2 separate regions of the Homo sapiens genome follow, and region 2 is linked to region 1. Evidence: chromatin loops called from intact Hi-C (ENCODE). Cell type or tissue: Caco-2. All regions are shown on one strand. Region 1 overlaps MEAK7 (MTOR associated protein MEAK7). Region 2 overlaps ATP2C2 (ATPase secretory pathway Ca2+ transporting 2).

Region 1 (2,500 bases):
GATGTAGACACAACCTAAACATCCACCAATGGATGAACGGATAAAGAAAACGCGGTATATACCCTCTCATGCCAGTCAGCATGGCAATTATTAAAATGTCAAGAAACAATAGATGCTGATGAGATCGTAGAAAAACAGGAACGCGGCTGGGCGCAGTGGCTCACGCCTGTAATCCCAGCATTTTGGGAGGCTGAGGTGGACGGATCACAAGGTCAGGAGATCGAGACCATCCTGGCTAACACGGTGAAACTCTGTCCCTACTAAAAATACAAAAAAATTAGCCGGGCGTGGTGGCGGGCGCCTGTAGTCCCAGCTACTCGGGAGGCTGAGGCAGGAGAATGGCGTGAACCGGGGAGGTGGAGCTTGCAGTGAGCGGAGGTCACGCCACTGCACTCCAGCCTGGGCAACAGAGTGAGACTCCGTCTCAAGAAAAAAAAAAAAAAAAAAGAAAAAACAGGAACGCTCTTCCACTGTTGGTGGTAATGTAAATTAGTTCAACCATTGTGGAAGACAGTGTGGCGATTCCTCAAAGATCTAGAATCAGAAATACCACTGGACGCAGCAATCCCATTACTAGGTACATACCCAAAGGAATATAAATCATATGTTACAAAGATACATGCACACATATGTTCACGGCAGCGCTATTCACAATAACAAAGACATGGTATCAACCCAAATGCCCATTAGTGATAGACTGGATTTTAAAAATGTGGCACATATATACCATGGAATACTAAGTAGCCATCAAAAAGAATGAGATCATGTCCTTTGCAGGAACATGGATGGAGCTGGGAGCCATTACCCTCAGCAAACTGGCACAGGAAGAGAAAACCAAACACTGCATGTTCTCACTTATAAGTGGAAGCTGAACAGTAAGAACACATGGATGCAGGGAGGGGAAAAACACAGACTGGGGCCTGTTGGTGGTAGGGCTGCGGGAGGGAGAGGATTAGGAAAAATAGCTAACGCATGCTGGGCTTAATACGTAGGTGATGGGTTGATAGGTTCAGCAAACCACCATGGCACACATTTACCTATGTAACAAATCTGCACATCCTGCACATGTACCCTGGAACTTAATTTTTTAAAAAAGGAAGAGTATATATACACGATGGAATATTATTTGGCCATAAAAAGTGAAATCATGTCATTTGCAACAACATGGATGGTACTGGAGGTCATTATGTTCAGTGAAAAAGGCAGACACAGAAAGACAAATTCTGCATGTTCTCACTGATGTATGTCAGCTAAAAAAAAAAAAAAGTGGATCTCATGGAGGTAGAGAAAAGAACGATAGATACTAGAGGATGGGAAGGATATATGAGTGGGAGGGAGGGAGCAAGAGATGTCGGCTAGTGGGTGCAGGGAGCCGAAGGCCCGTGGGACGTGACCAACTCAGCATTCCACTGGAGGCTGTGTGATCAAACAGCAAACTGTTTATCATGAATGCAGGATGTGGGCAAACTCATGACTGCTCCTGCCAACAGGTTTGCTGGAGGCCATCACTCCCTGTCACCAAGGTTATCTACTGCGACATCTAGAGCCTGTTGTTTGAGGAATGCAGTCTTGCAAGCCTACTCCGGACTGAGCAGCTGACCCCTTCTTCCACCCCCCTTCTCACTATGTCTTTTGCATAACAAATACGGAGGGCTGTGTAAAGTTCAGGGCCCTTGTCCACTAGAGGCAAGGTGCCCCCTGACCCCTTCTTCCAAACATACTCTTTTGTCTCTTGTCTTTTATTCCCATGTTCGCCCCCTTTGTTCGGTCCCCCTAGGTCCATGAGGATTACTTAGTTGCACCCCAAACAGCAACAGAACCGGGTGCCCCACAAGGGGGTACAAACATACAGTTAGAAGAGATAAGTTCTCATGTTCTATAGCAGCACTGGGTGACCAGAGTCGGCAACAATGCACTGTGTATTTCACAGTAGACATAAGGGAAGACTTGCAATGCTTGGAATGTGGAAAGGATACTCAAGTTGACGGACACCCCTAAATACCCTCACTTGATCATTACACAGTCTACACATGTAGCAAATACATGTACCCCATAAGTATGTAAATATTATATCAACAAAATATAGTTTTTGTCTATCAGGTTAAAAAAACATATTTTAATACAGTTTTGCTGAAAACATGGCAAACAGGCACCCCGGTATATTGAGTATAAATTGAGCTCAAGAGGTTTTTTTAATTCATCTATATCTAAATAAAAGGCATATACCTCTCAATCCAACAATTCCAATTCTAAGAGTTTATCCCACAGACACCATCACAGCAAGGCACACATAAACGATATTCATGACAATGATTAGCTGCAAACAAAATGTTCCCCAGCTGCAGACGGTGGAACGCTAGGCCCGAGAGCATCCATATGGTGGGACATCACGCAGTCCATAAAGACAAGAGGGAGGCAGGTGGGTGGTTACGGACCTCCCTTTAAAAAAGAAAGCGAGGGACACATCAGTGTGTAAAAGACAGTGATGCCCAGGTGTGCA
Region 2 (2,500 bases), 78 kb before region 1:
GTCATTAAACACTAACTCCCCAGCCCGGTTACCTCTGCTCTCCTTTCTGTCTCTGTGAGTTTGACTATTTTAGGGACCTCCTGTAACTGGAGTCCTATAGGATTTGTCCTTTCGGGTCTGGCTTATTTCACCAGGCATAACATCTTCAAGGTTCATCCATGTTGTAGCATGTGTGGGTTTTGGGCAGTCACATTGAAGGTAATTGGGCTCTTATCCTGAGAGCACTGGAATCTCTGCAAGTGTTTTCAAGCATCGGGCGTGTGTGTGTGTGTGTGTGAGATGGGATTTATGTGTTTCGAGCCAGGTGCAGTGGCTCACGCCTGTAATCTCAGCACTTTTGGAGGCTGAGGCAGGCAGATCACCTGAGGTCAGAAATTTGAGACCAGCCTGGCCAACCTGGTGAAAACCCGTCTCTACTAAAAATACAAAAACAAATTAGTGAGGCGTGGCGGTGCGTGCCTGTAGTCCCAGCTACTGGGGAGGGTGAGGCAGGAGACTCGCTTGAACCCGGGAGGAGGAGGTTGTAGTGAGCCGAGGTCGCACCACTGCACTCCAGCCTGGGTGACAGAGTGAGGCTCTATCTCAAAAAAAAAAAAAAAAAAAAAAAGGAAAAGTGAATTCGGTGTAGTGAGTCACAAATGGCAAGGCTGAGGGCAGCTGAGTGAGTGTGGGGGATGGGGGGAGTGCCCAGCCTGCCTCCACCTGTGGTGTGCGCAAGAATCAAGCACTTTATTTGGTACGACGGGAGCAGATCTTGAGAATGGGGGGAAAAGTCTTGTGCAATCCACATTTTTCTTTGAAGTAACTCTACAAAGAATGCAATGTTGACTTAAGGAGGGCTCCCAATGGATGGCTAAGCCTGCTTAAAGATCTGCGTAATCGCTGCTGTGCTCCTGGGCACTGGGCATGAGTGAGAAGCAGCCGCATGAAACCGAGGTGGGTAGCACAGCTTTTCTAAGCAAATAGGCATTTGGGAGGAGATGGTTTGGGGTTGGGGAGGGCGGCTGTCAAGAAGGAAGAGTGGGATTTGCAATCTCTATTACAGCTAAAGGAGGAAGTTACTCAATACCTCTCCTGCTTCCTTTTTCCCAGTTTCCAGTAACCTGGTGGAAAAGGAAAAGATGATTATCACATCCTGGGTATCAGGATGCTAGGAATGGTTTTGCAAAAATACCTCACACTTTTCCGCTTCTGAGGTCTCCTTTGTATTAGCAAAGCCTCCCGAAGCCTCCAGGTGTTTCACGTGGCTTCTTTCCAGGCCCGCAGGTCTCAACACAGAGTGCTGGGACTTCCAGAACTTGGTTGTGTTTCCCCTCCCCTTTTCTTTGGTTATTTAAAATGTCCCATAGAACCAGGCTGTGATACCACCTATCATCAGTAGGAGGCACTCTCTGCAATATGGTGCATACTTGATGGAGAATCCTGGAAGTTCGAGGTTCAGGATTCTACATATGTATATTGTTGCCCTACTCTGTCCACTTACAAGTTTCAATTCTGTAAAATAAGTTCGCTCAGCCTGGGCAACATAGGGAGACCCTGTCCCTACAAAATATTAAAAAATTAGCCAGGCACAATAGCATGCACCTGTGGTCCTGCTATTCAGGAGGCTGAAGCAGGAGGATCACCTGAGCCTGGGAGGTTGAGGCTGCAGTGAGCTATGATTGCACCACTGCACTCCAGCCTGGGTGACAAAAAAAAAAAAAAAAAACTTGCTTAAAAATAGATGCATCAGTATTAGCCAACAACTAACAACTGGAACCCAGATATTCATCAACAGGAGAACAAATACAATGTGATCTACTCATACAGTGGAATACTAAGCTGCTGTGAAAATTAGCGTACTGTTGCTACATGCATTCTCACTTGTATAAATCTCACTAACAATGTTGAGTGAAAGAAATCAGACAAGAAAGCATGTATGAGTGTATACTGCATGGCACCATTTCCATAAAGTTCAAACCCTGGCCAACCTAATCTATGAGGATTGAAACCATGACAGCAGTTACCCCTCAGGTAGGTAGGTTGGCCAAGGGAGCATCAGGGGACCAGTCATATCTGTTTCTTAATTTGGGGGCTGGTTATAAGGGTTAGTTTGTGAGCTGTACACATATGCACACTGTGTGTGTGTGTTTTATGCTTTAAAAAAAACACATGTGGCCGGGCGCAGTGGCTCCACCTTTAATCCCAGCACTTTGGGAGGCCGAGGCAAGCGGATCACCTGAGGTCAGGAGTTTGAGACCAACCTGGCCAACATGGTGAAACCTCGTCTCTACTAAAAATACCAAAAAAATTTAGTGGGGTGTGGTGATGCGTACCTGTAATCCCAGCTACTCGGGAGGCTGAGACAGAAGAATCTCTTGAACCCGGTAAGTGGAGGTTGTGGTGAGCTGAGATCATGACACTGCACTCCAGCCTGGGTGACAGAGTGAGACTCCATCTCAAAAAAATAAACTAATAAAAATAAAAAATAAATTTAAAAATTAATCAGTACAAAAGTTCA

Evidence for each region. Peaks named below come from ENCODE experiments on the same cell type or tissue, not always from the same donor. Only the 100,000 strongest peaks of a DNase experiment are listed, where the experiment ranks them.
Region 2: a loop joins it to region 1, with 29 times the contacts of the local background. A loop is called at or near these places in 3 of 110 quality-filtered maps.

What each region holds. Positions count from the first base shown.
Region 1 is chr16:84,474,259-84,476,758 of GRCh38, forward strand. It overlaps MEAK7 (MTOR associated protein MEAK7), which reads right to left. Exons shown (of 8, transcript NM_020947.4): 8 at 2,097-2,500. Among named protein-coding and RNA genes, the nearest start is that of ATP2C2-AS1, 8.1 kb to the left of the region's middle. In Caco-2, no CTCF peak of the experiment used is centred here; a DNase peak (open chromatin) is centred at 1,533.
Region 2 is chr16:84,395,966-84,398,465 of GRCh38, forward strand. All of the region lies in intron 1 of ATP2C2 (ATPase secretory pathway Ca2+ transporting 2), which reads left to right. Among named protein-coding and RNA genes, the nearest start is that of ATP2C2, 29 kb to the left of the region's middle. In Caco-2, a CTCF peak has its summit at 1,348 (motif pointing right); a DNase peak (open chromatin) is centred at 836.